2 separate regions of the Homo sapiens genome follow, and region 2 is linked to region 1. Evidence: read pairs that join two places in POLR2A ChIA-PET (ENCODE). Cell type or tissue: A673. All regions are shown on one strand. Region 1 overlaps SLC5A1 (solute carrier family 5 member 1). Region 2 overlaps SYN3 (synapsin III).

Evidence for each region. Peaks named below come from ENCODE experiments on the same cell type or tissue, not always from the same donor. Only the 100,000 strongest peaks of a DNase experiment are listed, where the experiment ranks them.
Region 2: POLR2A ChIA-PET joins it to region 1 with 20 read pairs; 2 of 35 experiments call an interaction of 5 or more read pairs at or near these places.

What each region holds. Positions count from the first base shown.
Region 1 is chr22:32,075,145-32,083,144 of GRCh38, reverse strand. It overlaps SLC5A1 (solute carrier family 5 member 1), which reads right to left. Exons shown (of 15, transcript NM_000343.4): 6 at 1,174-1,279; 7 at 1-71. Among named protein-coding and RNA genes, the nearest start is that of SLC5A1, 36 kb to the right of the region's middle. In A673, a CTCF peak has its summit at 2,010 (motif pointing right); DNase peaks (open chromatin) are centred at 2,054 and 3,834; H3K27me3 peaks cover 669 bases.
Region 2 is chr22:33,032,250-33,040,249 of GRCh38, reverse strand. All of the region lies in intron 1 of SYN3 (synapsin III), which reads left to right. Among named protein-coding and RNA genes, the nearest start is that of SYN3, 22 kb to the left of the region's middle. In A673, no CTCF peak of the experiment used is centred here; no DNase peak of the experiment used is centred here.

The DNA.
Region 1 (8,000 bases):
CAGGATTAAAGACCCCACCAGCATGATCACCGTCTGCAAGGTGTCCGTGTAAATCACCGCCGCCAGGCCCCCTAAGCAGGCAAGAAGACAACACATCTGACCTCGTGTGGAGGGTGACCTGTCTACTTGCTTCCTTCCCCACTCTCCACCCTCTACTTCTGCTGGCCTTCTGAGAACATCCCCACAGTGGTTTGCCTGCCTCTCCTTCCTTCCCTCCCTTGTCCTGTTACAGTATTTTGCTATTCAGCATGTTCCCACAGCTCCACCTGTCATAGAAGTGGCGAATGTTTCTCCCTACTTGAGGGGAAAGAGTCTGGTGTGACCCTTTTGAGCCAGAAGATGGCTCAAAGGAGATGACTCCTCTGTGGTAAGAAGAAGCGTCTTCCACACACAAGGCAGGGAGGAGCAAAGAGCTGGCTGTGGAGATGGTGGGACATATGTCTACCTTTTTCTTAGTCCCCAAAGCTGTGGGGCTGCAGTCAAGCAGCAAGTTCTAAAGCTGATCCCTCCCACCCCCACCAAGGAGGCAGAGTGACCCCTCTGCAAAGGAGCCCCAATTGCTATTTATGCACCAGCTTCTTGGGTGGCCACTTGAGTCCTCTTCTGAAACCTCTGTGTGTGAGTCACTGCCTTTCTCCCTCCTTACAGGGGCTCCCAGTCCCTGACACATCAAATCCAAGGCCTCTGCCTGGCTTTCCAAACCCCAGTATACTGTGTTCAAAACACACAGTATGCTGTGACCTCATCTGAACTATCAAGCTATATGGTCCCCACAAACCCCCACGATCCTTCAGTGGCCACCCTCCTCCAGCCAAGAGCATCTGCGTGCCCACCCTGCCTCCACTCCCCTGTGCTCACTTATTTCTGCACCTGCCACTGCTCTGATTCTCCCACCTTAGCTAAGTCATCTCCACAACCCACAGGGCCCAGCTCTGCATGCACTCCTGTGAGAAGCTGCCCTGACTATCCCAGCCAACACCACAGCTTTCTGAAACCACTTGTATAACTTGGAGGGTCTATGAGTTGGTACTAAGCAAATACCTCACTCCCAAACTCTTACCTGAGTGTATCTCTCCTCAAGAAGAGAAACCACCTCTCCTACTTCCCTTTATCCTTCACTAGTGCCTGATCCCGAGCTGGGTTTGAGGTGCTGGTTTATTTGAATGGACTCACCTGTAATTGTGTAAAGGGCAGTGATTGCCAATAAGAGAAAGATGGCTAAATACAGATTCAGGCCTAAGGCCAGATTGATGAATATGGCCCCCGAGAAGATGTCTGCCTGGAAGGAGAGGAGAGGCGGAGTTAGGAGGGAGAGTGGTCAGCTGCCTACAGGGCCTGTAGTCTCTCTACTCCTGATTTTCCAAGCAAGCTTTATTCAAGATGATAATACGTATTCCATGAGAAAAAGAATTCCATGGTCAAAAAGGTCTATAAAATGCTAAACAGAATTAAGGCAGTTTCTTTGCCACACAACTTTTCTGAGCCTTTAATATATGCCATGTACAGTCATCCCCAGGGAGGGAACACGGTACATGACATCTCACAAACTCACTCAACTATTGAACTCTTTTTGCCAAGGAACAGCTATTAACACTTAGAGGTTCCTTGCAAGTCACCTGTAGACTGTTGCTCTGAGCTATTGTCCATCTTTTGCACCTCAGTGTACACAGGTTTATCAGAGCTCGTCCCCAAAAGCAAGTCTGAGTGCTGGAGAGTCCATAAGTGAGAAACCCCACCCCCACCCAGGAGCGGGGAGAAACTTAGCAAGTTTGTAATTTTAACTCCCCAACCCGGATGCAGTCCATCTTGACTCAGACACAACCAGAACATCACCAAGCACCTCTTACATAGCAGGCTTGGTACTTGCTGGTTTTATTTAGATTATTTCATGTAATTTCTGGGAGAATTGCTCCCTCCTCACTCCTGAATTCTTGATGCAGTTCTTCCATCTTCACCCTTTCTCCTCCTTCCTGTCTCTTTCAGCCTTCTCCTAATGAACCTTCTACCTGGCTGGATGGTGCAGTTGCTCATATAAACCAGCAGAGAGCACCAGGGTCACCCCAAATGCATGTTCATGTCATCTCCAAAACAATACCAGGGAGGGTAGTATTAAGGGATGATCATGGTGAGTCTTTTTTATTTATTTATTTTTTGACAGAGTCTCACTCTGTCGCCCGGGCTAGAGTGCAGTGGTGCGATCTCAACTCACTGCAACCTCTGCCTCCTGGGTTCAAGCGATTCTCCTGCCTCAGCCTCCTGAGTAGCTGGGATTACATGTGTGCACCACCACACCCAGCTAATTTTTGTATTTTTAGTAGAGACAGGATTTCACCATGTTGGTCAGGCTGGTCTCGAACTCCTGACCTCGTGATCTGCCTGCCTTGGACTCCCAAAGTGCTGGGATTACAGGCGTGAGCCACTGCGCCCAGCTGAGTCTTTTGTTTTCAAATCTCCAGGTGTGGACGAAACTGGACTTCCCTAGATGGAATGAATGCACGAACTGTTTTCACTGCACAAACCCTAACATTTCACGGCACGCAAACAGCACCCAGACGGAGCCTTGGGGATGGGCCAGCAGGGTTGGACTCTTACTTCTCACATCTCCTCTTATATCTTGCATCTCCTCTCTAGTTCCGTTTCCCAGTCCCCATCCCATTGCTGCTCCTGAGGGCCCTCCAGTGTTTAAGTTTCCCACCATACCTGCCTGTCCCTCCTATGAGAATCTCCTATTCCCTCCCTCCATCAGTTAGCAAAGAGCACATCTAATACCAACTCCATGCTTCTGAGCTAACACGTGAGCCCTGGAGGGTGATTCGACCTCCTTCCCGAAGGTGGGCCTTTTGAGGACCTGATGCCATAGTTCCCCTCTGCCCAGATCTCCCCTGAAGATTCTCTCACCCAGGGGACCCAATGTCACCATCTTCCCTGGTGAAGGAGGGGAGGCAGAGCCAGGAGGTGGGAGGAGAGATGGTGAGTTAGAAAGAAACTCCTCTCTCCCTGGAGTTAGCAGTCAGAAGAACCAGCATTTTAGCCCCAGTGCCGCCACTCTAGGCCTGCAAACCTTTGGGCAAAACATTTCCCCTCTCTAATTCTCAGTGTCCTCGTGTTTATGCAGGAAGTCCTGGCTCCAGGGACTTGTGATTCTCAGTGGTTGGAAGTGGGAAAGGTCTGCAGTGAGGAAAGCATTCTTCTCCCGGGTTCTGGACCGCTTCCATTCTGCCTTGCCCTCTGCAGTAGCCCAAGAGGAGGAAGGCGCCTCTGCTGTGCATAAGTCTTGCCAAAAGTGAAATGGCCACTTCTTCCTGACTCTGCACACTGGGCCATTTGAAATTGTAATGAATATTTATAATGCTGGTCCCTCTCCTCTCATGCCTCTACACAGTCACATAAAGTTACTTAAATTCAAGGGGCCCCATTCACTGATTGCAGTGAAATTCTGTTAAATGCACACACGTTTGATTTGGTGGATTAGCTAATAAGTGTAAATAAGATAGGAAAAGATTACAAAGCTGACACTGCCTTTAAACTGCCCTTGGTTGATTTTCCAGAGTAGTTAATTTTTAATGCTTTATGACAACATGCCATCGTAGACTGTGATACCCTCATTAATATGTGCCTTGCTGTCATTAGTCACAAAGAGGCAACACATAAGTTATAAGATAATGCTATAAATGACCTCTATAAAGACTTCTGAAAAGTGTTGGGCTAATAAAAGTCTTGTTTTTATGATATTCTATTTCCTTCTAACAGTACAGATAAAGGATTCTAAGGAAACCTCCCTGGTGAATTGAAGAAACCTAGGACAAATTCTTCCTCGCATGAGTCATTCTAACTTCAGAGATGAATTCTGCCTTGGCATGCCAAAGGCCAGGCTGGGAATACCTTAGCTAAGCTTATGTAGCTGACTCCAGCTGAGCAAGGCCACTCTAGTCTGGGTGCTCTGACATTAGTCTTTGGTCCTTCCTAGCTGCCAAACAAACCCACTAGGGTTGTTTTTTTTTGTTTGTTTGTTTGTTTGTTTTCTTTTCTTCATGTTCAGAGAGTTTTACAGTTTACCAAGGACATTTAGGCACATGCGTTATTTTGATCCTCAAAACAACATTGAAAAGTAAGGGACCTCCTTTCTGCTTTCTGGAATATTTTCTACAGAGAGCAAGGTCTTTTTTTTTTTTTTTTTTTTTTTTTTTTTTGGAGACAGAGTCTTGCTCTTTCGCCAGGCTGGAGTGCAGTGGCACAATCTCGGCTCACTGCAACCTCCATCTCCCAGGTTCAAGTGATTCCCCTGCCTCAGCCTCCTGAGTAGCTAGGACTACAGTTGCGTGCCACCATGCCTGGCTAATTTTTTTTGTATTTTAGTAGAGACAGGGTTTCACCCTGTTGGCCAGAATGGTCTCAATCTCCTGATCTTGTGATCCACCCACCTCAGCCTCCCAAACTACTGGGATTACAGGCCTGAGCCACCATGCTCAGCCAGCAAGGTCTTTTTTAGCAACAAAGAAAAAGTTTTTAATTTACTTTTAAAATAAAATCTCAAATAAAATAATGTATGTGTGGGGGGTTAAAATAAACACCACAGGCCAGGCACAGTGGCTTATGCCTGTAATCCCAGCACTTTGGGAGGCTGAGGCAAGCAGATCACTTGAGGTCAGGAGTTTGAGACACCAGCCTGGCCAACATGGTAAAACCCTGTCTCTACTAAAAATACAAAAATTAGCCAGGTGTGGTGGCGCATGCCTGTAATCTCAGCTAACTGGGAGGCCGAGGCAGGAGAATTGCTTGAACCTGGGAGGCAGAGGTTGCAGTGAGCCGAGATTGTGCCACTGTACTCCAGCCTGGGTGATAGAGTTTTGCTCAAAAAAAAAGAAAAACAAATAAAAATTGAATAAATAAATAACCGCAGAAGTTACACACTGAAAAGTAAAAGTAGCCCAGAAGTGACCACTGTCAAGAGATTTTTGTCCACCAGAGGATTTTTAAATGGCTTTCTAAAAATTATATGTCAACAGTTATGTTCTGCAGCCCCTAAAAATAATAATTATGAAAACTGAAACTGGAACATTTACAATTTGATGGTAGGGGTGGGGAGAAGACAACAAAATGATGCGCATATTCTAATTGCAACTTTGTGAAAGAATACACACAATTTGAGCAAGGCCAAAATATGAAAATATTGGTATTGGAGTTAAAGTGTGCATCTCCCACCCCAAGATTTTTAAATGCCAATGTTACATTTTTCCTACAGTTTCAAAAGTGCAGGAAGCAGAAATTTTAAAACAGAATATATTCTTTATGGCTATACGGGTACCCATATATATATGTAGTAAAAATATAAAAACATAGTCTAGAAGAATCCACACCAAGTTCAAGACAGCATTCACCTTTTAGGAAAGAGGAAAATGAGACCAAGAAAAGGGTATAAATAGGTCTTCGGCTATATCTGTAATGTTTTATTTCTTTTCTACAAATAATATATTGTTAAGATCTATAAAATCTGAGTGGTGAATATAAGGGTGTTTGCTATATTCTTTCTGCATTCCTGTATATTTGAAGTATTTCATTAAATTTTTTATCATAAAAATAGGGGACTGTATAGGGAATGCAGCACCAGCTTTGATATAAAAGAACTGTCCTGTCATCCTATGAGACCATTTGTTTCACAGCTTATCCCAGATTGCTCTTTCCCTAAATTAATGTTAGCCCTTAAAAGAGAGTAGGGGGAAGGATGGAGGGAGGGAAAGGAAAGGGAAGGGAGAGAAGGAAAGAGAGAACGAAAGGAAGGAAGAAGGGGAAAGGAAGAAAGTGAAAAAAGGGGGAGAGAGGAAGGGGGAGGGAAGGAAGGAAAGAAAGGGAAGGTAACAGAGGGAGAGAGAAAGAAAGGAGAGAAGGAGGGAGTGAAGGAAGGGAGGGAGGGAAGGAAGGAAGGAAAGAAGGAAGGAAAGAGGGAAAGGGGAGGCAGAAGGGAAAGAAGAAAATTTCTCCAATGCTGCTAAGCAAAACCAACTTGAAGTGAAATAAAAAATTATGGTCCTCTAGATCAAGAATTTGCAAACTTTCTCTGTAAAGGGCCCGGGAGTAAATGTTTTATGCTTTGCATTTACTGTCTCTGTCACACTCTGTTGTTAAAGCATAAAAGCAGCCACAGACAACACAAACAATGGGCTTGGCTGGGCTCCAGTAAAACTTTACTTACAAAAATAGATCGTGTGTTGGATTTAGCCCAGGGGTGTTGTTCCCATCACGTTGAAAATTTGGCTGAACGATGTCCATGGAATTCATGGGGAATAAAAATACAGACCCCCGTTGGAAAGCATCTGCAAGTAACTGAGTCTCTGATTGGGAGCTTGGGCATGTTGCTTCGCCTTGGCTCTGATGTTTTGAGATCCAGTGATTTTATATGTGTGTGTTTGCTGTCCATTCTGGTCGTAACCAAGATGTATTTGAGCATTCGATAAATCCTGCCTAGCCTCGCAGTTTCAGATGGTGAAGCCCCATTACTCAAATTTCTCTTTCCACTTGTGAAAGTGAGTGGCCCTGGGAATGAGCATTCAAATCTTAAGCAAAAGCAAAAGCTCTTCTTTTCACCCAAGGATCCAAAATGGACAGCAGAATTGCTGTAAACATTTACTGTAGCTGTGATCTGTGATAACAGCCCTAGGAAACACAAATGGGGACATGAACATTCAGTCATCACATGTAAGTCATAAAATCTGAGGCTTTATCTCCAGGGATTGTGCACATTTGCATAAGATGCACATGCCGGGAAATTTTACAGAATGGAATGCTTCTCAGAGCTTGATAAGGCAGGTGCTCGAGGGAGCCAATAAAATTCAGGAGCTCATGGAAGGACAATCAGTTCTGAGTCTCAGAGCCCAAAAATACGTGACCAAAAGATGGTAGCCATAGCCAACGCTCCACATCACAGCTGCCAATGGCCTGGGCCACATCTGGGCTCTGCACCTACAATGCCCTGTACTTTCTCCTCTCTCCCATTAATTACAACCCCACTGGATCCCTACATTCTCCCCAAGCCTTCGTGGCAGGTCCCTGGTTGTTCGCTCTCTGGACAGGAATCTCACACTAACCCTCCTCTCTTCTCACCCATCACAAACCATCCGTGCCCTTCCACACACACACACAATTGGTGAATCTTGGTTTGTGTGGAATATAAATGCCTTATCACCGTATTTTGTTAATGAACAGTTATTTTCTTTTGTCCATGAGCCCTGCATTCCTGTGTGTCTTGAAGTGAGCTTCTAGCAGGTACAGTTGATATCGGTGTAATTCTTTTTAAAATTTCAATGCTCTGTGACCCATGTTGAACCTAAAACCAGCCGAATTTACGAAGACAAAGCCTTGCCTGTCTGCATCCCTCCCTACCCTACCCCCTGCCCAGATGTCCCTCCTTCAGATCCTTCATATACCCAGTGTGCAGCTGATGTTCTCTCCCCATAGTCCTCTCAAATCCTACTCTTGGCAACTCATTTATATTGTGAGGTTCATTTAACTGGCTCTCTTCATTTTTCCCAGGGTCTTGAATTCTAACCTACTCTGTACTGGAAGAATGAAAGACTTAGAAGGTAGGGGGCATATAATGTCAAAAGGTTTAGATTCAGTGTCAGGAAATCTGCTTCTCATCCCAGTTCTGCTCCTGTTTAACCCCTCATAGTCCCTTCCCCTGTCTGGACCTCAGTTTCTCCATCTGTAAAATGAAAGCGCAGAACATAAGACCACATGATCTATCCCATCCCCTCATTCTATGCCTTCATCCCACCCAAGCACAGGGCAGAACACTGAGAACAGACTTTGGCACTGGAGAGACCCTGCTCCCAGTTCTGGCTTTGCCACGTACTAGCTGTGTAATTTGGGGAAATTACCTAACTTCTCTGAGACTCAGTTTTCTCTCCCATAAAATGGAAAATAAAATAAAAATCCCAGCCAGATGTGGTGGCTCACACCTGTAATCCCAGCACTTTGGGAGGTCAAGGCAAGAGGATCACTTG
Region 2 (8,000 bases), 960 kb before region 1:
GCTGAGGCGGGAGATCACGGGGTCAGGAGATTGAGACCATCCTGGCTAACATGGATCTCTATTAAAATACAAAAATCTCTATTAAAAATACAAAAAATATATATTAAAAATACAAAAAAAATTAGCTGGGTGTGGTGGCGGGCAGTGAGCCGAGATCGCGCCACTGCACTCCAGCCTGGGCGACAGAGCGGGAGACTCCATCTCAAAAAAAAAAAGAAAAAAAAAGTGTATAATCTAGAGACATCTAAGAAACCAGTGATAATACAAGAGATGGAGCCACTCAGGTTTTTTGTTTCACAAATATCTTTTGACCATCTACTATGAGCTAACACTTTCTGGTAGGTGCTGGATGTATGACAGTGAAAAAAATAAGCAAAAATCCCTGTCTTTGTTTAGGTCACATACAAGTTGAAAGGGCACAGAAGTAATACACTACAAAAGTAAATATATAATATGTTAGATAATGGGTATGACAGAGAAAATACAGGGAAAGAGAGAGGGGTGTTGAGAGGAGGGCTACCATCTTTAAAAAGGTGACATTTGAGGCCAGGCGCGGTGGCTCACGCCCGTAATCCCAGCATTTTGGGAGGTCAAGGTGGGCGGATCACATGAGGTCACATGAGGTCAGGAGTTCGAGACCAGCCTGGCCAACATGATGAAACTCCGTTTCTACTAAAAATACAAAAAATTAGCCGGATGTGGTGGCAGGCACCTGTAATCACAGCTACTCAGGAGGCTGAGGCAGGAGAATCGCTTGAATGCAGGAGAATCGCTTGAACCCAGGAGGCGGAGGTTGCAGTGAGCCAAGATCATGCCACTGCACTCCAGCCTGGGTAACAGAGTGAGACTCTGTCTCAAAAAAAAAAAAAAAAAGTCACATTTGAATAAAGAGCTTAAGGAAGTAAGAGAATGTTATAAATATAAAAATATACAGGCTAAAACACCTCCTGGAGGCATCATGGCATAGTAGCTTTGAGCATGGACTTTAGGGTTAAGTAGACCTAAATTTGAATGCTGGCTCCACACCGTACTGCCCGGGTGACCTTAGACATGCTTTCTCACCCTGTTAAGTGTTGATGTCATTATCTATACGATAGGATTGGTGACACCCATCTCCCAGGATTGCCAGGAGCCTGGTGCACAGAGTCCTTGCTGAATAGCTCATCTTCAGAATGTTGAGGATGAGTCAGATGGAGGCATCTCAAAGGCTTTATGGAGAAGGGGCCCTGGGAGATGAGCCCTGGAGGACTTGAAGCAGGAATTCCTGCCCAGAACTCTCCGCTCTGCTGTTGCAGGTTTTGCAGAACAGAGTGCCAGGGACTTGGAGCAGAGATGCAGAAGCCCCAGAACAGCCCCGGGGCTTCCGCCTGCAGCTCAGGGATCCTTTGGCCAGGGTTTTGTAGTGCACTACCTCAGCTAATCATGGCACAGTTTAGGGGTGCGAGAGCTGCTCAGTTCTAATCTGACTCTTAAGATTTCCAACTTGACTCTTCTGTAAAATAGGATGACTGGCTGCCTTGGGTTTGGTGGCAGGGGCTCCAGGAACGTTGGATTTCTCCTTCCACTCCTGTCTGCCTCTTTAATAAAGTAGGGTGCAGCAGCACACTGGGGATGGGGCAGTCTTGGGTCCTGATGTCATGCCCAGTTCTGTGGCCCTAGAGGCTTTCTTGAAGGCCCCCAGAGCTTGCTTTTCTGCCATTCTGAGAAGGATTGTGTCCCTAAGCAGGTCTGGACCCTGGGGGAAAGGATGTGAGAATTGCTCAATCGGAGCTCACAGTGGAGGTTAAGAGAGCGTGGGTGGGCTGGAAGGCAAGTCGGCTTTTCTTCAGCAGCTCAACCAGACAGTGCAGCAGGAATGACTGTTTTCTGCAGAGCTGGAGGAGGCAGCGCCGCAGCAGTAATCCCCATCCTGGCTGTGAAAAATCCCTTCCTTGCCTGCAAGTGACAGCAGCTAGGGATCTTTTGGTGGAATCTGATGCCAGGATGTGAAGGCTCTGCTTCCCTCTGCCTATGGCGTGCCATCAACCTTAGGGATCCTGGTGCCTGGCCTAAGGGGGCATTACTGCTGTTTGGCAAAATCCCAGCCACTTCCCAGGGCTCAGGAAGCAGCTTTTGGTGGGGAGCCTGGGAGGCAGCAGCCCCTGATGAGAAAGAGAGCCAGCAGGGCACCGGATTGCCTGGGTATTCTTTTAATCTAGTTCTTTTTTCTGGTTTCATTTTCTCGATCTTTTGTTTTTATTCCTTTTTTTTTTTAACTTCATGCATTCTTATTTTATTCATTCACTGCATTTTTCTTCTTTACTTTCTTCCATCCTAATTTTTACCTTTCTTTTTCTCTTTCTTCTCCTTTTCTTTCCTGCCTTTCATCTACTTATTTGTTAATTCAGTATTAATCCATCTAGCATTTTCTCAGCCTCTTGCTAGAGCTGGAGGTGCAGGTAACACCTTCCTTTCCCTCTGGAGGAGCTCAGACACTGTGGGAATGTGGGGAGAAGACACAGGCAAGCAGGCAGGAGTGGTAGTTAAAAGCCTGTTAGTTCTAGACTCTGCAGTCCCACCAGTGGCTTCTTCACTGGGTTACCTTAGGCAAATTACCGAACCTTTCTGAGTCTCGGATGCTTCAGCGTAAAATCAGGATAACAGAAGCTTCTTCATTGGATTGCTGGAAACACTAGAGAGAGTGCAGGGAAACTGCCTAGCCAAGTGCCTGGCATGTACAAGAATGCAACAGACTATGATTAATATAGTTTGACAAACACTATTAGAAATCAGGATAAAGGAAAGCAGAGAAATAAAATACTTTTCTGGGTCTGGTTCTTGCTCTTGAAAGTGAGAATCAAGATAGGCACCTGAGTTCTTCAGGACTGAGCCCCTCAATTTCAAATGAGGAAAGAAGCCCAGTGGTAGGTTGTATGGGGAGAAAGGAGCTCAGACTTTGGAGCCAGAACATCTGGGCCCAAAAAATCTGGGCAGCAAGCGGGCAAGTGACGCCACCTTTCTGAGCCTTAGTTTTCTCCATATGTGAAGCAGAGATAATAACAAAGGATTGCCATACATGGGAGGAAAAAACCCACTTTTTCTGCTATTTGTCTTAGGTGCATTGGCTGCGGCCCTGTAAATAAACTAATGAAAGATTAACAAGAGAAAAACAAACAGAAGTTTATGAGGTGCATATACTTAATTTATTAAGTGCAGCTGTGCATACACTTGGAAGCGCTGGGAGTTCAGTAACTCAAAGGGGTGATTGGAACTTGGGCTTGGCCGGGCATGATGGCTCACGCCTATAATCCCAGCACTTTGGGAGGCCGAGGTGGGCGGATCACCTGAGGTCAGGAGTTCAAGACCAGCCTGACCGACATGGAGAAACCCCGTCTCTACTAAAAATACAAAATTAGCCTGGTGTGGTGGTGCATACTTGTAATCCCAGCTACTCAGGAGGCTGAGGCAGGAGAATCAATTGAACCTGGGAGGCGGAGGTTGTGGTGGGCCGAGATCGCGGCATTGCCCTCCAGCCTGGGCAACAAGAGCGCAACTCTGTCTCAAAAAAAAAAAAAAAAAAAAAAAAAAAAAAGAACTTGGGCTTTACAGCATTTAAAAAAATTTTTTTAGACAAGGGACAAGACAAAGAAAAGGATTTTGAATTTCCAGGGCAGCAAATTGTGGAAAGTAAATATATGGGGAAGCTGATAGAAGCCAGTAAAGTTCGTTATATAGATGCCTCTGGTGCCTTGGGCTGATGAGGGTTTAAAGTTATCAGTGATTAATTTCTGTCCTTTCTGCTGGAGGTTTAGGGGATCAGCTTTGCAAATTTCTGTCCTGCTTTTAGGCAAACACAGGGAGGGCAGAGAGCTTTTCTTATATCTGCTTCTTCTCAACTGCCTTCAGCTCAAAATAATCCTTATGCCAAAGTGGTATATTTTGGGATAGCGTATTCTGGTCCCCTATGACAACTGAAATGAGTGACTGAAGCATAAGTCTCAATCATCGAGGTTTATGAAGGCAGCTTCAGGGCACGTCTGGGAAAAACATAAGCCACAGACACATCTGAGGCTGCTTTTCCGAGGAGGTTTTCAGGAAATTTAGTCTTTATACATTTTCTTAAAGAGGAGGAAGGCATGTAGGAAGAGGGGCAGGTAGGCGGTAAGGCAAATGCTTATACTCTTGTGAGACTTTCCTTAGTGCCCGGTAAATCTCCATTTTACATAAGATAAGGTGAATGATGAAGAGAAAAAAGGAGTAAAGGAAGAGTCAGTTATGGATGTCTCTGGGTGGTTGGAGAATGAGTCTTGACTTTGTCCTGGACCTGGGAAGATAAGCTTATAGTCAACGTTATTAGCTTATTATAATGTAGAATCAGAGCTAGACTTAGGCTGGTGCTGTGGCTCATGCCTGTAATCCCAACACTTTGGTAGACAGAAGGCAGGAGGATCACTTGAGGCCAGGAGTTTGAGACCAGCTTAGGCAACATATCAAGACCCCTGTCTCCACAATAAAAAATGAAAAATTATCTGGGCCTTGTGGTACGTGCCTATAGTTCTAGCTACTCAGGATGCTGATGTGGGAGGATCACTTGACTCCAGGAGTATGAGTCTGCAGTCAGCTGTGATCGTGCTACTGCACTCCAGCCTGGGTGACAGGGCAAGACCGTGTCTCAAATAAAAATAAAGACCTTGATTTAGATCGTAGACCTAAAGTTACATTTGGCACGTCCTTGTTTATGGGAGGGCAGCCAAGGTCACTTTTGAATGATCTTTGGGGGCAGTCCTTTGCAGATGCCTGAGGCCTTCCACCTTTCCACGGGGACCTGGCTGATGCATAATGTAACAGCTATTCATTTGGAAGAGGGTGTTGCAATGACTCAGCTTCTGGGCTTAACTGTCCCTTTTGCATAAGAAGTTTGGTGGCGGGGGGGGGGGGGGTCCCGAGATTTTTAATTTTTCTTTCCACCTACAACTGTTAGGATTAATTGGTTTAATATATGAACAAAGTTTAAAATAGTACCTAGCACTTAGGAAATGTTAAATGAATAGCTGCTATTATTATTATTATTACTATCATCGTCATCATTATCATTGTTACTGTCGCATAGAAAGCCAGTGCTGGTGACCGCCCAGCTTCCTTTAGTGACAATATGCCCACCCCACTCCTTTCCTTCAGCAGTAAAGCTGCCTGTTGCTAGCCTACAAATGGGGAACGTGTCCCCATACTTGCCACTGAGCCTGCTGTTTATGGAATTTTCTGAGCCAGTGACCAGATTGGGCTCCCAAGGTGAAGGGCACTGCAGTGGCTGCCACAGAGTCCTGCCCAGAAGGCATCAGGTATCAAAGAGAACCCTATTGATCTTGGCACCAGGAGAGGAGACACAAGGGCCGGGCAGCAGACCAGGATATCATAGTGGTTGAAGGGCTGCATCTCGAGATAGACTAGACAGATCCAAAGGCAAGATTTGCCTCTTCCCTGGTGCATGATGTTCTGCAAGTTGCTGAAGCCCCCTGAGCTTCGGTTTCCTCATGCGTAAAATGGGGTTAAAAATAGTTTTTGCTTTACGGGGTTGTGTGAGGAATGATGATATGGTGCTTGTAATTCGCTCAGTGCTTGAGTAAACAGCCACATGATGGTTGTTCTTATTATTTAGTTATTTAGGAGAAAAATGCTCCCCGTCTGGAGAGAGGGTGAAGTGAGTCACTAGAAAGTAGTACATACTGGCCGAGCGTGGTGGCTCACCCCTGTAATCCCAGCACTTTGGGAGGCCGAGGTGGGCAGATCACAAGGTCAGGAGTTTAAGACCAACCTGGCCAACATCGTGAAACCCCGTCTCTACTAAAATATAAAAATTAGCTGGGGGTGTGGCGATGGGCACCTGTAATCCCACCTACTCGGGAGGCTGAGGTAGGAGAATTGCTTGAACCCAGGAGGCGGAGGTTGCAGTGAGTCAAGATCGTGCCACTGCACTCCAGCCTAGACAACAGAGCAAGACTCTGTCTTGAAAGAAAGAAAGAAAGCAAGTAGTACATACAGATATCCTGAGAACTTGTCTTTTAATTGTGTGTGTGTGTTTTTTTTTAACACAGAGTCTTGCTCTGTCACCTAGGTTGGAGAGCAGTGGCACAATCTCGACTCACTGCAACCTCCGCCTCCTGGGTTCAAGTGATTCTCTTGCCTCAGCCTCCCGAGTAGCTGGGATTACAGGTGTGCACCATCACACCGGGCTAATTTTTGTACTTCTAGTAGAGATGGGGGTTTCATTGTGTTGGCCAGGCTGATGTTGAACTCCCAACCTCAGGTGATCCACCCGCCTCAGCCTCCCAAAGTGCTGGGATTATAGGCGTGAACCACCGTGCCTGGCTAATTGTGATGGTTTTTAATTGTGATCATTGTACCTTGGAGACCTGTGTTGTGGCTTTGGCCTTGCGTCTGCTTGGCTGAGTGACCCTGGACAAGTCTGTTCCCTCGTCTGCACCTAGTCTCCCCGTTGGCTAATCAGAGTTGCAGAGGCTGGAGTAGGAGTGCCACAGTGCGCAGTGCTATTATTCCACAGGAATCTCTCTCCCAGAAACTGTTTCTACCAGCCCAGAGCCCATGACCTCCTGGACACCCAGAGTCCCCCAAGACATTGGCCCCTTGTGAGTTCTGTGTGCAGGCCCTGGGTGAGGCAGTGAGACTAGGGGGCTGAGTGAGAAGGGTCCCAGGCCATTCCATGGGGGAGTCTGACAGGAAATAAAGCCCTCTGGCTAAACAGAAAATACCGTGGGATAATGGAAGAAGTGCGTAGTTAAGGGTGAGAGGTGCTGGGGGTTACAACAGAACTCTGATGAGGTGACATTGGGGTGGGACCAAAATGACAAGGAGGGAGCAAGGAAAGAACATTCCAGGCAGGGGAACAGCCGGTGCAAAGGCCTGTGAGCAAGAAAACCAAGCTCTACAACATATTTTAAAGAAGTTTATTCTGGGCTGGGCCTGGTGGCTCATGCCTGTAATCCCAGCACTTTGGGAGGCTGAGGTGGGTGGATCACCTGAAGTCAGGAGTTCGAGATCAGCCTGGCCAACATGGTGAAAGCCGGCCAACATGGTGAAACCCCGTCTCTACTAAAAATACAAAAAATTAGCTGGGCGTGGTGGTGGGTGCCTGTAGTCCCAGCTACTTGGGAGGCCGAGGTTGCAGTGAGCTGAGGTCACACCATTGCTCTCCGGCCTCAGCAACAAGAGCGAAACTCCATCTCAAAAAAAAAAAAAGTTTATTCTGAGCACACATGGGTGACCTAGGCCTAGAGAGCAGTCGAGAGGCCCTGAGAACGTGTGCCTGAGGCCATCAGGTTACAGTTTGGTTTCATACATTTCATGGAAACAGGAAATATAAGTAAAATCATAAATCAACACATGGAAGGTATACATTGGTTCGGCACAAAAAAGCAGTACATCTTGAAGCTGGGGCGGGTGGTGTTGGGGTGCTTACAAATCATAGATGGGTTTTAGAGATTCTTTAGTTGGCAGTTGGTTGAAAGAGTCCAGCTTTGTCTAAAGGCTTAAAGGAATGCTTCAGTAAAGACACCAGAGTCAGGTTGGAAAGTAAGCTACCTTATATGGGATGAATTAAAAAAAAAAATTTAACAGGATTTTATGGTTTGTAGGGCATGACTTAATGTTTGCCTTGTGTGGCCTCAGGTCTTGTTTATAATTTGGTACCTTATTGTCACAAAGACTAAAATTTTGTTAGTCTAATGATCTTTTTAACTTTTTTTTTTTTTGAGATGGAGTCTTGCTCTGTCACCCAGGCTGGAGTGCAGTGGCACGATCTCAGCTTATTGCAACCTTCGTCTCTCAGGTTCAAGCAATTCTCCTGCCTCAGCCTCCCAAGTAGCTATTACAGGTGCCCACCACCAGGCCCAGCTAATTTTTGTATTTTTAGTAGAGACAGAGTTTCGCCATGTTGGCCAGGCTGGTCTCGAACACCTGACCTCATGTGATCCACCTGCTTCAGCCTCCCTAAGTGCTGGGATTAC